2 separate regions of the Homo sapiens genome follow, and region 1 is linked to region 2. The links are chromatin loops, found by intact Hi-C in ENCODE. Cell type or tissue: mammary epithelial cell. All regions are shown on one strand. Links, peaks and the distances in the headings refer to the core of each region. The heading gives the core; the rest is flanking DNA.

Evidence for each region. Hi-C counts contacts between places; a loop is a spot of excess contacts. Peaks named below come from ENCODE experiments on the same cell type or tissue, not always from the same donor. Only the 100,000 strongest peaks of a DNase experiment are listed, where the experiment ranks them.
Region 1: a loop joins it to region 2, with 9 times the contacts of the local background. A loop is called at or near these places in 15 of 110 quality-filtered maps.

What each region holds. Positions count from the first base shown.
Region 1 is chrX:20,526,272-20,534,271 of GRCh38, forward strand. No RefSeq gene overlaps it. Among named protein-coding and RNA genes, the nearest start is that of RPS6KA3, 260 kb to the left of the region's middle. In mammary epithelial cell, for the core only: CTCF peaks have their summits at 1,374 (motif pointing right) and 4,231 (motif pointing right); no DNase peak of the experiment used is centred there.
Region 2 is chrX:20,248,119-20,260,162 of GRCh38, forward strand. The region is part of intron 1 of RPS6KA3 (ribosomal protein S6 kinase A3); the gene reads right to left. Among named protein-coding and RNA genes, the nearest start is that of RPS6KA3, 13 kb to the right of the region's middle. RefSeq lists an enhancer at 4,833-5,127. In mammary epithelial cell, for the core only: a CTCF peak has its summit at 4,999 (motif pointing right); no DNase peak of the experiment used is centred there.

The DNA.
Region 1 (8,000 bases), core at 1-8,000, 280 kb after region 2:
GCCTCACATAAATCAGTGAGAGTAGAAGAGGGATGAAAAAATGCCAGATCTTGTGACCAAAAAGAGGGAATGGATTCTGTGAAGACCAGAAGAGCATCTGTTTTATACACTATATTATTTCCCCAATTAAAGTGTAAATTTCTTGAGAATAAGAACTCTGTATTACACTTCTTTCTACCTTATGCAATGACTACCTCAGTTCCTTTTTATTATGTAGGTATAGGTATTAAATTAATAAATAAAAATATTTAATTTGACTTGACACAAATTCCTTTATTTGTGAAATGAGGAAGTTGGAATACTTGAACTCCAAGATCCCTCCTCATTTAAGAAAGTTCTATGAAAGATTTCCTAAGAACATATTATATATGGGGCCTCACATTAAGCATTTTTTGTGTACTCTTGCAGTAAAACATTTGAACATTTGTTTATAGCTATAGCTCATGATAGATGTTTTTAACTTCAGAAACTTCAAAAGTTTTACAAAGTCATATTAGATGAGTGTATTCTCATATGTCTTCTTCAAGTTGATGATTCACAATATAAACAGTTGTCCTTATTGTGCATAGGCCTTTTCCTAAAATGCATACTTTTGATTGAGTATGTTTACCTCTTACTGCTTTTAAGCCTCTAAACAAGAAATGAGAGTTTTATCTTCATCTACTCTCCTCCCACTTTTGTCTACTTCAAAATTCGGTATCTTGATTAATTACCATCTCCCATTTTGCTTAGCCGGAAACTCTACCAACTTCCTTCCTTATCTTCTTCCTATCTAATTGCCCACCAAATCCTATTAATTCTACCGTCAGATGTATTTTAGGTCTCTCTTCACTTTAAATTTCTGCTCCCATCCTTACTGCCATGGTTGAATTCCTGTAGTTACTTACTACATATTCCTTCTATTGTATTTGCCATACAAATACGCCATGGTAAGAGAACAAGCTTGGGCTAGGTTGCCTGGTTCAAAGTCTGGCTCCAGCACTTAACTCCGTGTGACTCTGGAGGGAGTTATATAACCTCTCTGAGCCTCAGCTTCCTCTGTAAAACAAGGCTAAAAACCTCACAGGAGTACTGAAAACATCAGATGAACTAAAATGTATAATGCACTTGAATCAATGTCTGGCACCTAGTAGTATTACGTAAATATTAACTTATTAATAATGGTTTTGCTTATAGCATATTTTTGCTGTAAATATTTAAGTGGTTGATTCCTCCAGTAGACCTTATTATGGGAAGGGCTACGTTATTATTAGTATTTAAAAAATAGTAGCATGAGTATTTTAATCGCTAGCTCTTTGTATAGTGTAGGGGCATTTAAAGATTTAATCCAATGAATTTCACTTGTCAGAATAGGACAGTTCTACATAACAACCACTAGATGGAAGCAAAACCTTTTATAAAATCATTTATCACCAGAAACTGCTGCAGTGTACGGAACATCTACCTCTTTTGTCTCTTTTATTTCTACAACCTAATTATCACCAAGAACAAAGTAACACCACCACCATCATCAATAACAACAGCTACAACAAAGGCAGCTCATGAAAAGGCCCCAAACTTTGTGTATTGAACCCAATTCAGAATTAAGGTTTTGGAATGTATTTGCTATACAATTTAGAAATTATTAGTCAAAAAATGCTGACAATATTGTCACTGAACCGAAAGCCAGCTGGCACCCAGCCACACTTACATAAGAAGAGTCTCTGAAGGCTTGTCGCAGGAAAGATGTAGACCTCCTGCTCTATGCTGTCTGACTGCCACATAACGACCAATTGTCCCTGTGAATGACACATCTCTCATTATTAATAAAGAATTGCTGCTTTCCTATATTGTTTGGGATGGGGTGATTTATAGGTAATTGATGATTTAATTACTGGGTTTATTGTCTTCTTTGGGAGTTTCCGTATCTCATCTTCAAATATGTATTTGTTATCTTTCATTTGCAATGAAGGGATTCATTTCTTTCTCCCTTGTTTACTTTCAGGTCCTCAGCCTTTTCTTTCTCCACATGCTTCTTATGGCTGACAATCTCATATCAGTGACACCTCCCATTACAGTACTGTCAGCAAGGATTCCCAGTGGGGAAGGGGCTATGCATAGTTGGATTACCCCAACCCCAGATTCTGTTGAGCTGTTAGCTTTCTCTAATTAGTCCTCTCTATCATCAGAAATGAATTGACACTCACTTTTTCTCGCACAGTGGGACTTGCTTTCTCTAACACCCATAGGCATTCGTGGGCTCTTTCACTTTTCTCCCCCCTTCCTTTCTCCACCCCCTCTCTATCTCCCATTCTATCTCACCTCCCTCTTACACTCTCTCCCTCTTAACATTCTACTTATTTTCCTTCTACCGTGCAATGCTATATTAACCATATAACAACAAGAGAACATCCATATAATATAAATTTGATCTCAAAAGTGAGAAGAGTTTTCTTGCATATAAAATATGAGATATCTTGGGAGAAAAAAAGTTTCTACTTAAAATCAATGCTTCACCATTGCCCAAAGCTGAATGAGCATCAGTTGAATGCACAGCAGCGCCGAAGTGCAATGACCTACTTAGGATCACTCTAAATTACTTGGATGAAAAATGATTTCAATTCAAATCTTTTTTCTTATCACAATTTCTTTCCAGGTGGAAAGATGTTTTACTTGCCCACTCATTGCTCTAACCAAATCTCCATCTGAGATTTAGACTTCTTTAAATGCAGTTTGGAACATTAGCAAATAGGAGTCAGGTTATTAAAACTAAATTGAATTTCTCAGACGTCCTCTTTTCTTTCCACAGAGCAGTCAAGTGAGAAAGCTCATCCAAGGAGCAGGAAGGCTGATTTTTGGTTACCCTCCTGTGATCACGGCTGCTCTGTTCACCTTAGTCACTAAACACATGCTGCCTTGGTAGGAAAACAAATGAGCTAAAGCCATCCCCAGCACACTGCTGGCCATCATCAAGACTTGAAGGAATTTCAAAGAAGCAAAATATGTGTCTGTATTCCCCTGGGGCAACGTGAATCCCGCTAAGTATTTTGCTTTCTGGATACACAAATGTAGCAAGAGGTTCTATTCTATACCTGTGTGCTTGCTGGCTGGCACAAAATGTATGCACAACTACAGACGTCTGGATTTGTTTTCACGAGCAGCTGATGGAGGATTCTCCAAGCACGTGGGTAAAACTGTGGCCGTGTGATCTGCCTTCTTGGTCTCACAGCTGGCCTCACGGCTGCTTTATATAATGTGGTTTGTTTGCTGATGGGCTCGTGTTTGATTGGTTCCAGAGTGGGAACAGCAAAACCTGTGCATAGTCCCCGTGAGTGCTAGACTCAGCCAGCTGATTTGATTTTGTATTTCTTGTGCACCAAGAGGTCAAACTGAGCATCACCAAGGAAATAAACGTGGGTGCTTGTGCACAGCGAGGTTAGGAATGATCTGGATGAATAATGGAGGCAGTTGAGGTGGCCTGAATTAGAGATGTCTGTGGGTGGGGGGGAGAGTGAAAAAGGAGAAGCAGGGAAGGGAATGATGAGGGGAAATTCTTTCAGCCACTAGCAGCTAAGCATAGATCAGTGGAATGCATTCCTTATCAAATGTGAGCAGGAACCAGGGAATGGAATATTGCCGAGTGGAATGCCTAATAAAGTAACTGGCTTTCTCTTGCTGCCCTTTCCATCTAAATACTTAAGTAAAGATATTCAGCAGATTGCAGGGCTTTTACAAGGAGGCACAAAAGTAGAAAGAAAAGATTCATCAATGGGGGATTTGCCACTGAAGGCATAGCTTATTGTACTGTATTAAAGAAAAAAACTCCACCCCATTTGTTTTTAGTCAAAACACTTTAAAATTATCTCAATTTGCTTTGGAATTCATTTTGTCTGTCTTCCCAAATTGAGGGAACTGCACACCGCTTTTGACTATTTTAGTAAGAGTTTAACGTGAATAGCCCAAATCCTTACACCGCTGCCCCTTCGGAGTTGCTTTAACTTCTATAAATACACCCAGCAACAAGGTATTTTGAGAGCTCCCTAAGTAACAATGCTTTGAATTTCTCTTGTGCAAATCTCCACGAGAACTAAAGCAACTCTCAGTGGGTCCTCCATAACCGCCAACTTATGACTATAAAGTTGAACATTAATGAGTCCTCTGTAGCTCTTTCCCCCCCAATAAAATATTCTTTTTGGTATGATAATTTTGTTTACTTCTCCCGAGAGCCAGTCGTTACCAAAATTTACCATCAGAGGGCGCACATTCACAGAAAATGCAGCAGTTCCCTGCTCTGGCGGATTGCTTCCCCTCCTATTTGCAGGATGGAAGAAACAGGTTTTAGTCGGAGGTATTTTCAGTTCAAATTCAAGTTCTAGAACTTTGATTTATTATTAGCCTGTTCTCTTACTTGGGTGGAAGGGAAGAGAGAAAAACAGGTCTGTCTGCAACCATTGTGTTCTACCCCCATTCAGGGACAGCCTCAGAAACTGCAAGGTTTCAAAGATAATCAAAACAAGTCTGATCGCTAATGGATCTGAGGGCATAGGCTCCAGCCTCTCTAAAATGACAAATCGCTTCACGTTACCCAAGAAACCACAAAAGATTCACACCCACCCCCTCCTCCCCCGAGCCCTGTCCTTCTGCAAGTGATTTGCAATCCCAGACAAGTATTATATAACGATGAAACAGAAGCCTGGAGCTTTGGTTTGTTATTTCTTTCGGAGAAAAGACATTAAAAAACTGTTATTATATCACTATCCTAAATGCCTGTGAGAAAAACATTTCAGAGAATTGTTAGAAACGCGGGGCAGTGGAACTGAAATTTGCATTAGTGCTAAAGATTGTGAGCATCTGTAATTGCCCAAGGGGGCAGTTTGAATGAAAAGACACACACCGGTGGGGTGAATGGAAAAAGCTACAGACCTGAAGTGGGGGAAGCTGGGGGCCTAATCCTGGCTGACTGCTAACTAGCTGGCTGAGCATCCTTGAGTTAGTTACTTAACGTCTTTGGGCCTGAGTTCTGCAAGCTGGCAATTAGATGATGTCAGAATGCCTTCCATTCTACTAAGTTATCTTCTCAAGGACAAATGTAGATAATGTTATTAATTTGACTTCTGTGGAGAATACAGCAGCACCCAATAATAAATTAACCATTTTGCAGGTTATTTTAATACTGCATTTCAAACAGCTCTGAAGTACTTTATAAGTCATATTTATGAAAATAGCCCATTACTTAGCAATAATTTCTCTAGTGTTTTGATGGGAAGAGCTGCAGAGCAGTTCTCTCTGGGCAATGCTAGACAGACACTGTGGTATATGGTAAAACAGACGAACAAACAAACAAACAACAGACAGGTTTGGACCCTGGATCCATTTTAATTTGCTATGTGACCTCAGACAAGTTACTTAACCATCTGGGCTTTTGATTCTTAGACTGCAAGAATCTTTTAGGGTTATAGTGAGAAATAATGAGCTAATTAGATGGCTGGGCACATACCAAGCCATCATTATATGAGAACACTTCACTACTATTAATATTTATCGTTACCACTAAAACATCCAACCTATAAAACTGCTCAAAGAGTTATTTAACCCCAGATAACTATGCAATATTTAGCTCTCTTAGTCATATGTTTACTAACGTAGGAACTTCAGTGTTGCAAAATCTCGAATGAAGAAATTGAAGGAGGATTTTTCAGAGATATGATCCTTGGAAAATGACCTCATCTGGGTCTCCAAAAATTGGAATTTGGGGACTTTTAGATCATCTAGTCTCTGCAGCCTAAACGAACAATGGGAGAAATTTGTTATGGGCAGGGTACAGATTTCCATAGTGTAGTGTGGTGCTCGCAGGTGGAAAGTGCTGGTGTGCAAAGGTGGGAGGAGGAGTGGGGGCTCCACCGTTCTGGTGGTAGCAGCCCCACAGTCATTCCCATGTCTCCTTCAAAGTTTGTGTCGCCCAGCTGGACACAGAAAAGACAGAATTATTGGAAAAATATGGTGAAAGCCAATACCAATACCAGTTAAACTGAGTCTAGAGGATGGTGTGCGAAGCAACTTAATTGAACATGTGAGCCCAGGGGTGGGTGGTTCTCTCCTTTTTTAGTTCTCGGGCCATATGCATTTGTAGCAGATGCTCTTGGTGCCCTGCCTGCAGCCCCCAGAACTCACTTTACTTGCTGCAGGATGCTTTGTGGGAATGTCTGTGACTCTCTGTCTGAGGTTTTTTTTCTAACTGGGGAATATGGTCCGTCCATACTCAGCTGTCCCCAAAGCAGCTCTCAACCAATGACCGGCATGGGAGTGGGTGGAGAAATAGCTCAGTTTCCTCCCATCCTGGTTAGGTTAACTCTGGGTTATGTTCTATGCTATCTTCCGGAGTTCCTCAAAGGATGCTCACCCTTTACTGGCTGCCTTCCCTTCTTGGGACCACTTCCCTTTTCTAGTGCTGTGGACAGAGTGCTGCCACCATAAATCCTTGTTTCTGGGTCTGCTTCTGGGAGCACCTGACATAAGATACCAGGATTAGCTTCTATTTCAAAATTTACAAGTGATTTTCTGCATACAGAACATGAGTTATGGTGCCAAGCCAATCTAGGGCTGCAACTAGGCACTGCCATTTACCAGCTTGGCAACCTGGGGTCAAGTTCTTTAACCTCTCCAATTTTCAGTTGACTTATCTAAAATATGAAGAGTGTAATGATACCTAGTCATCAGATTGATGCGATAATTGAATGTGATTCTGCGTGTCAAGTCCCTGGCACAGCATCTGCCTCATAGTAAGTCTTAGCTTTCAAGTAAACATTGGCAACCACTGACTACTATTGTTCTTAATTGCCCTTCTAAATGTATGTAGGAGAGCTCTTATATTGGCCATATAAAATGTCTTCTGAGGCTACCGTGGAAATCAGGAGAGAAAAACAATGATCTGTAGCCTTTTAATTCCCATGGGAGAACATTATTGCCTCAGGAACCTAAGCTTCATTTAAAAAAATGCTATATGAGCAGGAAGGAATGGAGACACAAAAACCTAATGCCTGTGAAAGTGATCTGCCCCAGCTGGGCTCTGAACATGATAGGTGTGCAAGTGGGAGCTCAAACAGTGAACAAAGCCAGCATCTGAGGCATTATTTTTAGAGGCTGGAGAAATGCTGGGGAAGAAGTAAGAGGGGAAATATGCAGCATTTATGTAACACATTTCCAAGTAGCTCTGAAAGGAAGTTTTATATTTAATGGAGTTGTTAACAATTGGGATTGAAAGCCTAAAATAGAAGTAAGAACACTTAGCCAACTTGGGAGCATTTCGTTGGATCTGCTGTAGAATATTAGGTTTGGAGAAGTTATGCAGGGATAGGTAATATACATGGAAATGAACATAGCCCTGTTATTAAGTTCATGTCTGATTTTTGTCTTAAGACTCTTACTAATGTTTTTTCTCCATTCTGTTGATTGAACCATATCTCTCTGCATAACACCAGCTTTCCTTGCCCATTAGCTTTTCTCTTTTCTTCCTCTGAATCAAATAGTGTTTTCGACTTCAGTGCTTTTGCTCATATTGCTTCCCTAGTTGGGCATGCCTTTATGGTTACCCTCCTCCCACAGAAGTTCAATCCTTCTTCAAATTTCTTTGACAGCTGGGGGCCCCAGAGATTCTTTGACTTCTGGGGCTAGAAAGAAATTAGGTCCCTGTCGTGAAGGACTTTGGATGCTGTTGTCTTCAGCCTATAGAAATTGAAGTCACTGGAATCTTTTGGGAGGATAGTCACATTACTCACTGTGTGTCTCTGGAAGATATGAATAACTCTGGCAGCCATGTGAATGACAGCTTTGGAGAGGAAGAAACTGGTACCAGGTTGCAAGGCTGTTGCGACGGCTCAGGTGCCAAGAGGTCAGGATATAAGCTAGACAAAGAGTAGAGCCAAAGGGGCAGAAGGGATGACTTTGAGCGACCTCTTAAGGGCTAATTTGGAAAGCCTGATGACGAATTGCATGTGGGAAATGGAAGGAAGACAGGAAAACAG
Region 2 (12,044 bases), core at 1,832-9,831:
ATACATTTTGTGTAATATCACCTTAGTAGGCTATCATTTGTTTTAATAAACCTTTTTAGTGGATTTTCTTAGGTTATCTAAGAGGATAATTATATCATATATGAATAATCTTTTATCTTTTTGAATACTCTTTGATTTTCTTATTTAATTGCATTAGCAAGCTCTTCTAGAAGGTAAAATAGAAGTGAAAATAGCAGGCATAGTTTTAATGAGAATGCCTACAATATGTCCCCATGAAGCATGATGCTGGTTATTGGTTTGAGATGATTTTTTTAAGTATTAAGGACATACCCTTTTATTCCTATTAGTAAAATTACTGGGAATAAGTTTTTAATTGAGAATAGACACTTTAATGCTTTTTAATTTTTTTTTATTTTTTGAGACAGAGTCTCGCTCTGTCGCCCAGGCTGGAGTGCAGTGGCGTGATCTCTGCTCACTGCAAGCTCCGCCTCCCGGGTTCATGCCATTCTCCTGCCTCAGCCTCCTTCCAAGTAGCTGGGACTACAGGCGCCCTCCACCATGCCCAGCTAATTTTTTGTATAAACTTTTTTTCTTACATTTTATTTAGACATGATCAAATGATCATAAAGTCACAGGAAGTTGCAAAAATAATACAGAGAGGTCCCATACACTTTTAACCTACTTCACCCCAGTGGTAACATCTTATATCACTTCCTGTCAAAGCCAGGATATTGCAACTGGTACAATGCACAGATCCTACTCAGATTTCACTGGCTTTACAGGTATGTAGCTGTGTTTTCTAGGCCATTTGATCACGTGTGGGTCTCTATATCCACCACTACAGTAAAGATACCGAACAGTTTATTGCCACCAGGATCCCTCATGTGGCCCCTTTACGACCACACTTCCCTCCCCTTTTCCTAATTCCTGACAATCAGTAATCTCTTCTCCATTGCGATAATTCTGTCATTTTAAGAATGTCATATAAATCATATAGCATGTGACCTTTTTTTCACTCAGCATAAATCCCTTGAGATTCATCCAAGCTGTTGTGTGTATCGACAATTCATTCCTTTTTAGTTAGCGAGTAGTATTATTCCATGATGTGGATGTGCTAGACTATTTGACCATTTACCCATTCAAGGACATTTGGTTTCTAATTTTTGGATAGTACAAATAAAGCTGCTAGGAACATCTGTGCACAGACTTTTATGTGGACATAAGTTTTCATTTCTCTGCGGTGAATGTCCAGGAGTACAACTGCTGGATCATATAGCAAGTATATGTTTATTAATAAATGGCCAAACTATTTTCCTGAGGGGCTGTATCATTTTATGCCCTCACCAGCAATATATGAGTGATCTAGTTTGTTTGCATCCTCGCCATTTATTATTGTCACTATTTTTTATGTTGGCTGTTCTAATAGGTATGTAGTGATACCTCATCATGTTTTTTCACTTCCCTGATAGTTAACCATGCTGAACATCTTTTCATATGCTTATCTGCTATTCATCTTTGGTGAAGTGTCTGTTCACTTCTTTTGTCTATTTTTTGCCTGGATTGCTTGTCTTTGTTATTGCTGAGTTTTGAGAGTTCTTTGAATATTGTAAATACAAGTCCGGTCTCAGTTACAGGTTCATACCCTTCGCAGAGTCTTTTTCATAGATAAAAGGTCTTGAATTTTTCAGAAGTTCAATTTATTGTTTTCTTCTTTTATAGAATTTGCTTTTGGTCTCAGGTTTAAATGCTTCATTTAGCCCACAGTCCTGAAGATCTTCTCCTATGTCTAAATTCTAAAAGTTTTCTAGTTTTACATTCAAATCCATGATCCATTTTAAATTAACTTTTACACAGTACGAGATTTGGGTTGAGACTTATTGTTTTACCTATAGGTGTGCAATAGCTCCAGACACCATTGTTGAAAAGGCTATTTATCCTTCCTCTATCAAACTGCTTTTGTAACTTTGACAAAAATCAGTTGGCTGTACTTACGTGGGTCTATTTCTTGTTCTCCATCTTATTCCACTGATCTATGTGTGTATCCCCTTGCCAATACTACAGTATTTTGAGTACTGGATATAGTAAGTCTTAAAATCATTTGGAAGGGTTCCTCCCATTTTGTTTTTAGAGACAGGGTCTTGCTCTGTCACCCAGGCTGGAGTGCAGTGGTGTGATCATAGCTAACTGCAGCCTTGAACTCCTGGGCTCAAGGGCTCCTCCTGCCTCAGTCTCCCAAGTACCTAGGACTATAAGTGCATGCCACTATTCCTTGCTAATTTTTTAAAAAATTGTTTTCCTAGACATAGGGCCTTGCTATATTGCCCAGGCTGGACTTGAACTCCTGGCCTCAAGTGATCCTCCCACCTCAGCCTCCCAAGGTGCTGGGACTACACCATTAAGTTTTATGTTAGCTGTAGGTTCATTATCAAGTTGAGCAAGTCCTCCTCTATTAGGTGGCTGAGTTTTTATTATGAATGAATGTTTAACTTAGCTAAATTTTTCTCTTTCCCATAAGCCATTTTATGATCAAGAAAAAATACGTTTTCTCCATTAGTATCATGTGACTTGTCTTCTTTAACCTTTTAATATGGTAGGCTACCTTGAATGATTTTTGAATACTGTGTCTGATGTGGAATAAAACCCACTTGGTCATGGCATGCAATTCTTATATGTTGTTAGATTTGTTTTGCTAGTTTTTGTTGAGGATTCTGTGTCTATGTGCTTCAGGGATATTGACCTGCAGTTTTCTATACTATCTTTAGGTTTTGCTATCAGGATAATACTGGCCTCATAAAATGAGTTGTAAACTGTTCTCTATTTTCTGGAAGAGACTATGTAGAATTTATGTGATTTCTTTATTCCTGACAGTCCAAGTTTCCTTCTTTTATCATTCTCTTTCAGGGTCTGCTACTCACAAATTCTCTTAGTTTTCCTGCATCCAAGACCACTCTGATTTTACCTTCATTCCTGAAGGATATTGTCACTTGGTATAGAAATCTGGGTTGACAGTATCTTCTTTCAGCACTTGAAAAATGGTGTGCCATATCCTTCTGGCATCCATAGATGTTTTGAGATGAGGTCTCACTGTGTCGCCCAGGCTGGAGTGCAGTGGTGTGAAGATGGCTCACTGGGGCCTTGACTGTCTGGGCTCAAGTGATCCTCCAGCTTCAGCCTCCCCAGTAGCTGGAATTACAGGCACGTGCCACCATGCCTGGCTATTTATTTTTATTATTGTTATTATTTGTAGAAATGGGGTCTTGCCATGTTGCCCAAGCCGATCTCGAACTCCTGGGCTCAAGCAATCCTCTTGCCTTGGCCTCCCAAAGTGCTGGGATTATAGGCGTAAGCCCCTCAAAGTGCTGGGATTACAGGCGTAAGTCTCCCAAAGTGCTGGGATTATAGGCGTAAGCCACTGTGCCTGGCAGACGTCCATAGATTCTGATGGAAAATCTGCTGTCGCATGAGTTGTTCCCTATAGGTAACAGTTCATTTCTCTCTAACTGCTTTAAAGATTCTTTAATTTTCAAAAGTTTGATATTTTACTTTTTCAATTGTCATAAAACATAACATAAAATTCACTATCTCAACTATTTTAAGTGTATGGTTTAGTAGTATTAAGTATATTCACATTATGCAACTAATCTTCAGAACTATCTTGCAAAATTGAAACTCTGTATCTATTAGACAATAACTACTCATTTTCAAAAGTTTGATTTTGATTTTGTCTAGGAGTGGATTACTTTGCATTTATCTTATTTGGGATTCAGTCAGCTTCCTGAATCTGTAAGATTATGTCTTTTGCAAAATTTGGGGAAATTTCAGCCATTATTTCTTCAGGTCCAGTTTCTTTTTTCCCTTTCTGGGACTCTGATGACATAAATGTTAAATCTTTTGTTAATGTTCACCAGGCTCTTGAGGCTCTGTTCATTTTCCAGTTTATTTTTTCTCTATTGTTCATTTCTATTGCTTTATCTCCAATGTTATTCTTTCCTATCATCTCCATTCTTCTATCTAGCCCATGTAGTAAGTTTATTTGTTACTGTATTTTTCAGTTCTAAAATTTCTATTTGGTTCTTCCTTATGGCTTCCATTTCTTTTCTGAGACTAATTTTTCATTTGTTTCAAGAGTGTTTGTGATTGCTCACTGAGGCATTTTTGTGATGGCTGCTTTAAAATTCTGGTCTGATAATTACAACATCTGAATTATCACAGTGATGATGTGTGTTGACTGTCTTTTCTCACTCATGTTGCGATTTTCCTGGTTTTTGGTATAAGTGATTTTTTACTGTCTAATGGATATTTGGAGATTATAGGACTCTTTCCTATTTAATCTTTTTTTTTTTTTCCCCGAAGCAGGCAGTCCTCCTGTTGAGGTGGAGTGTGTATGTTCAACTTCCCTCTGGGCCGCACCAACATCACCCAGGCAAAAGTGGAGCAATGACTCACACTGTTTTGTTGCAGATGGGTGGGACGGAAGTTCAGCTCCACTCTTAGTCCCAATGAAAGTAGGGCACCAACCTGTATCACCTCACTGCCTCTGAGTAGGGGTGTAAGCTCACCTCCCTGCTGGGCCCCACTGATGACAGGGAGGAGGAAAGCAGAGGGCTGACTCAAACTTCTTTGTTGCTGCACTATAAAGCCAAAAGCTCAGCTCCCCAAAGGACCCAGCTAACAACAGGGGAGGGTAGAGAAGGAAGCAGAATGCCAACTAGCCCTGCCACCCATCACTTGCCAGATGGGAGTGAAGGCTCAGTTCTCCACTGGGCCCCACTGACATTAGTGGAGGTAAGATGTGTTGAGAATCCTACCTCCAACCATCTTGTTCTGCCTCGTTGATGTAAGGTGAGGGTAGAGTATGGATTAGCCCTGGCTCACGTCACCTTGTTAAGTGTCATTGCTTCTGGGTTGGGGTGGAGGCTCAATCTGCTACTAGACCCCACTGCTGCTAGACACCACCCTGGCAAGAGCATAACTTCCTTCAGCTTGAAGTGGAATGAGGGAAAACGCTTCCTGCCTGGTCTGCCAAAACCACCCAGCAGGGGGAACCAAAGTGCTGTCTGCTTTTGCTGGGCAAAGAAATGGGTGCTTAGGTCTCTGATCTCCCCAGCCCACACCACTGGGTTGGGGAGTGAGAGCACTGTTATTTGCTTCTTTGGGGTGGGGTGGGGTGGGGTTTTTCTGATGGTATTTGGCCAGGGTAGGGTGAGTATTGTCAAAAAGGTTTAGACTTACTTGGCTACCTTTCCCCCAGTTGTTTGTCTAAAGGAAACAGGCTTTTTCTCAGAGCTCTTTTTGTCTGTGACTGTTGGCAGTTCTAGTTTGGAGGCTTTCATAGCACCCTGTCTAGGATATATGGGAGGTGACAGGAAGAACACAAATAGTGAATTCCCTGGGTTTTCTTGAGTCTCGAGGTCTGCAGGCTGTTTGCCTTCTTTTTCCACCTTTAGAGTGTTCCTGTGCTTGTTTGTTATGTCTACAGTGTTTTCGCTGTAAGGGAGATCAAGGAGGAATAGGGGTCCTCTATCTTGGCAGAACCAGATGTATCCTCCAAGTGATTAATTTTTATGTTGAAAATAACATTTATTTTCTAATTTTCCACATTATGGTTGAAAATGTACTACAGAAAACTGCTGTAACATTATAGGTCATAATTTCCTCCTAAAGATCCAATTACATCTGCTTATATTATTCTTTACTAATTTACCTTGTTTCATGCTATTAAACTTCCTGCCCACCCTAGTACTTCTAGACTTTAATGTTCCAAAAGAAAATAAATCCATTTAATTCATTTTCACCTAGTAGTATACTATACATACTCAGAAGAGCTGGCGGGGGAGGGGAGGTGGTGGGCAGGAGATAGCTTTAAAACTCATTTATGAGCTCTTCTTTTTATTAATCCAAGGCAAAACTTATTTTTAATTTGCCTATGACATTTCTCTAAGGATTACTTAATATGAACATCCATTTTGATAGCTATTACTCTTGAATTATACCAACAGCCAGCAGGAACTTGAAGGAAAAGAGGCAAATAAGGTTTTGTTTTATTTGCATTTTTACTTCTTCAAATAACATACCTGTATACGTTACTTCACTTGAGATGGATTCCTGAATTCATTTATCTGTTGACTTATATTTAATTTCAGAGATTCTAGGCATATTATCTTCCTATTAAGATTAATAATTAATCTTCAATTAACTCTTGCACTTTTGCTTTAAATAAGAAACTATAGACTAGTTTAGGCCGAGGAGACTCTAAGGAAAAATATCACTGCCCCAATCTTTGTTTTCTTTCTGTAACTTTCTTTTTTAAGTTCTATAACCAATATTTAATTCTTTGTTGTGTTCCTCTAGGAATTCCACTCTGGCTGAGAGAAAGGGTGCCCTAGGTGAGAGGTATCCTAAGGCACTTTCATAGAACCTAGAGCTCTATTAACCCATTTGGAAAACCACTATTTTAGGAAAAGCCTTGTATTTATCAAATCTAAAAAGAAAGAAAATATCTTAAAAGCACGTATTGAAACTAAGTTTTCTGAGAAGAAATACATATACAAGGAACTTCCCTATCAGCATTAGAACAAAAGCCAACTTAAGTCCCTAAAACGGTAACAAAATAAGCACGTGAATTATGTATACGAATGGACAAGAAGCACATGAAAAGATCCTTAACATCATCAGTCATTAGAGAAATGCAAATCAAAACCACAATGAGATACCATTTCACACCCAGTAGGATGGTTATAGTAAAAAAGACAATAATAAGTGATGGCAAGGATACGGAAAAGCTGGAACTCTCATACACTGCTGATGGGAATGTAAAATGGTACAGGCCAGCTGGAAAAGTTTGGCAGTACCTCAAAAAGCTAAACATAGATTTACCATATGACTCAGCAATTCTACTCCTAGGTATATATCCAAGAAAACTGGAAACATGTGTTCACATAAAAACTTAATACGAATGTTCACAGCAGCATTATTCATAATAGCCAAAAGGTAGAAACAATTTCCAACGTCCATCAACTGATAAATGGATAAACAAACTGTGGTATATCCATAAAATAGATTATTCAGCCACATAAAAGAATGAAGTCTTCCTACATGCTACAACATGTATGAACCTTGAAACATGCAAGAACCTTGAAAACAGACACAAAGGCCACATACTGTAGGATTCCATTAATATGAAATGTCCAGAATAGGTGAATCTAGAGACAGAAAATAGATTAGTGATTGCCAGGGACTGGGGGAATGGAGGAAATGGGGAGTGACCGCTAACATGTATGAAATTTCTTTTTGGGGGTGATGAAAATGTTCTAGGAAATAGATAGTGGTGATGGCTGCACAACCTTGGGAATATAGTAAAAGCCACGAATCATATACAAGGGTGAATTTTATAGTATGTAAATATCTCAATTAAAAAAGGAATTAGGCTGGGTAAGGTGGCTCATGCCTGTAATCCCAGCATTTTGGGAGGCCAAGGCGGGCGGATCACCTGAGGCCAGAAGTTCGAGACCAACCTGGCCAACATGGCAAAACCCTGTCTCTACTAAAAATACAAAAAATTAGCCAGGCGTGGTGGTGGGCACCTGTAATCCCAGGTACCTGGGAGGCAGAGGCAGGAGAATCACTTGAACCCGGGAGGCAGAGGCTGCAGTGAGCTGAGACTGCACCACTGCATACTCCAGCCTGGGCAATAGAGCAAAATTTCGTCTCAAAAAAAAAAAAAAAAAAAAAAAAAAAAAAGGAATTAGGCCGGATGCAGTGGCTCATGCCTGTAATCTCATCACTTTGGGAGGCAAAGGCAGATGGATCACCCTGAGGTCAGGAGTTTGAGACCAGCCTGGCCAACATGGAGAAACCCCATTTCTACCAAAAATACAAAAATTAGCCAGGCGTGGTGGTGGGCACCTGTAGTTCCAGCTACTCGGGAGGCTGAGGCAGGAGAATAACTTGAACCCAGGAGGCAGAGGTTGCAGTGAGCCAAGATTGAGCCACTGAACTCCAGCCTGGGTGACAGAGAAGAAATACATATACAAGGACCTTCCATATCAGCATTAGAGCAAAAAGCTCTGGGTGACAGAGTGAGACACCGTCTCAAAAAAAAAAAAAAAAAAAAAAAAAAAGAAAAAAAAAAGGAATTAATTAGGGCTATTTGACCTGACAGTCTAAGAAAAAAAAAAATGATTGCATAACTTTCCTTTTAAATTTCCTTTTCTTATACGATAGCAAGATAATTGTTAACATTTTTGGGTTGAGCCAAATTCTGTTTTCTGGCACTTTGAGGGAACATCAAGTAGATTTTTCTGAAAAGAGGATGCAAAGATAGAGAGGTAACGATTTAATAAGCTGCAATCAAAGAACAGAGCACATTTACTCATGCATACACCTAGAGGCTTCTGTAAAGAGAGCTGTTAAGTAATGTCTAGGCAGGCCCCCCTTTTTCCAAGTACTGTAATTTTTGTTTCAAACGTTAGACATTTTGTTTTATTTGTAAGACAGCTGGTTAGAAATCTCAAATAATCTTCCCATACAATGCCATAAATGCTGTTTTTCAGGCCAACTCACAAAAGCCTATTTAACCCACTGTATTTGGAAACTAACATCAACTTCACTCAGTTTTACTAACTTTTTAAACTTTACTTATTGACTACTTAAGCACTGTCTCTATTGTGAACAGCATTCCTAGTTCATGCCAGGATCACATCATCTCTACAGGCCTCCTTGGTGAGAAGAGGGCTTCATGCTACATACATACATATATTTATATATGTGAGAAGTCACCTATCTCTCTAGGTTATTCTCTACATCTCCACAATAGCTACCCATGTAAACTACCTGGAACCTTTTTCCCCTGTAGCAGATTTCATTTAGACTGAGTCACTCACCTGGATGTTCTCAACTCAAACAGGGCTGTGTAGTGAAAAGTCATTAGAATTTGCAATCTGTGAGACTTGGGTTTGAATTCTGGCTCCTTCAGTTACTAGCTGGGCAACCATGAGCACGTTATTTAACCCTTCTAGGCTTCAGTTTCCTCATCTGTAAGTTGAGGATAATTCTGTATACTTCATTCAAGTTGATATACACAAAGTGACTTGTCAAGGGGGGCACTCAATAGACGTGAGCTTCCTTCCATCTTCACTTGGGAAAGAAAGAGCAGTGATCTTAACGTACCCCTCACCCTTGGTTTGTAGGTAGGAACATTCTGAAGTTGTTTTTGTAAACTAAGGACTGTATTTTCCAGACTTACGAGTTAAAATTAGCAGAGAGTAGAGAAAAAGTAATATTTGAACTTTTGTGCATTGTGGCTCTTTCAGAATTTGTATTTAAGATAGTTTACATAAAATTAAAGAGTTGTATTGATATGATGTGGATGACAAAATGAATTTTAGTGAAATAAATGTGCTGCACACGCCAACTCTGACTTTGTTAACATATCACCTGCAGCAGGTCTGCCTGAACAGGTCTCAATTTTCTTACATAAATAGGGTAGGGCTAAGTTGTTCTCTAAAATTATATGCTAAAAAAATTTAAATGCTTTCATATTTCAAAATGCACCAATCCACTTTTTCCGTTTTAACTAGCACAGTACAGTGAATGCAACACAATATTTAAACAAATTACCATACAGTAATTTATTTATCCAATAATATAGAAGATAATTGTATATTTTTCTCCCCAGAGACATTAGTCTTACTGTTTATGTCTCGGTCTGTAAGCTCGGTGCACAAGAGGAAACTTGTAATTACAACATTTTTTGATATTTAAATTTGCCCCAATGCTTTAGTGTTATCACTTGAATGAGATGTCACAGTAAAACTATTAAAGCTGTAGGAAGAGTAGAATGGTGATTTGTGGGGTATGTACCACCCTAGAGGGTTTATCAGAATCTTCAGGGTAGAAAAGGACAAAACTAACCTGATTAAACATAATTTGAAAAAGCATGTTAAATATTTGTTTTTAGAAAAGGTTTAGCCTATTAATTTCAAGATACAAATCATACAAGGTAGAAATGAAAAAACACTGGTGTAAAAAATGCATTCAATTTGTACTAATCCTGTAATCTGGAATTGTACTGTTCAACATGGTAGCCAATAGCCACTGGTGACTATTAGATAAAATTTAAAAGTTCACTTCCACACTAGCCACATTTCAAGTGCTCAACAGCCACATATAGATAGCAGCTACTGTACTAAACAGTGCTGATCCAGAAATTTTTTGTGATTTTAAGTAAATCTTTATTATTTTACATTATTTTCAGATAGATGCCTCTGTTCCTAAATGTGAAGAAATGAAGTAACATTCTAGGTAGCTGAGATTTTTGCCACAGGTTTTACAAGATTTCTGGAGTGAAGATTTATCCCAAACCACTGCACTTGAGATGCATTTCAATCTATTAATGTCAAAATGATCTTTTGCTTCAGGCTATCATTTGACATCTGCTTCTAACACATATCAAATGACTGAACCAAGTTTCCTAGGACAAGCTTTGTGGCCCAAAGAATTAGAGACAAGCTCACAGAAATCTAAATGACCAGGTCAGATTTGAAGATGAGATTATCACCATATGTAAGATTATAAAAATCAATTTATATGGTGGACAAAACAAGTTTTTAAGTTATATAAGAGACCATGGATATATTAGTTAAGATGGGAAAATTCGATTTAACTTATGGTTGTAATTCTACTATGACAAGAAATCTAAAAGTGCTTTTAGATTTACACCTACGTGTAGAGTAACAAATATTTAGGAAACTAGCACTACTTTATGAGAACAACAGAAAAGGACTCACAATGTGGAGATGTGACTCCAGGCAGGGCAGTAGGCTAGCTTTCAATTTAAAGCTGCCTGTTTTTTAGTTCATTCATGTTCTACTTTCTAGCTGACATCTTCAAGAGAGGAAGGTAAATATGCAGGGCAGGTAATGTCAGCAATTGAGCCATTCTGTTATGGTATGTAAAACATAAAATCACTATTTATTATTTGGTAATATGCCCAGCAAATACCCCTGACCCCAGAGGTATTTGTACATGATGAGCAGAGACCAGAAAAAGAGTGAGGATGCTATTTTACATTATTTGGAAACTGTAACTTTTTTATATTACTAATCCTAGCTATCTATTCTCTAGTAAGTGAAAACAAGAAGCAATTAATTTAAACAGGAAAATGGGAGAGAAAAGCAGATTAACAGTGGCATAAAGTGGCATATAAGAGAATTTTTAAACTACAAATATTAGACATAAGTTACAGAAACAGTCAAGGTACAGGCCATTTAGTAGGGGCAATTAGCTTGATATTAAGTAGAATATGACCATTAATTTTCAGAACAGTGAATCAAAAGTGTAAATTATTTTTAACTTTTATTTAAATTATTATTAAATTTATATTCACTATTAAGACGGAACATTTTTATACAATTTAATTTAGAAAGATTTCAATTCAAAATGAAACAAAACTCTTGACAGTTAAAGAAAACACTTCAATATAGTCAATTAAACATAACAGCTCATTTCCAGGCAATACTGGATCGCGTTACTGTAGTTATCAGACTTTCCAAAACTGTGTTCTGCAAAGCACTTTGTGTCCACTGAGACTTCAATAGATGGTTTACAAAAAAGGGGTTCTGACATCAAGTCTCAAATGCCGTGGGCCATATCCATTTTGCAGATTCATTGTATACAACATCTTAAAAGTTCTAAATTATACAGTAAAGACAGGTTAAATCTTATTTAATGCCACATTTCCCCAACTTACTTGATTATGCCACACTACCTTATTTTTTGGAGGGGGGTGATTCTTGAGGCATGGATACACCTTTTAACATCATATCTCCAGAGACTTTTCGGCTTGAAAAATACTATATATACTATTTAGAGTTCTGTAAGAACCAACACCACATTACAGACAAAATCTAAAGGATTACATTTCTAGACAGGAAAACCCAGTTACCCTATGGCATTTCGAAATAACTAAAACAAATGTATTTATAGTAATGGGGAAGGAGGTGTGACATATTAATTTCCTTCCCTAAAAATTAACAGAACGGATTCATCCTAAAATATAAAAAGGTGTGCACATTTTGTGTTGG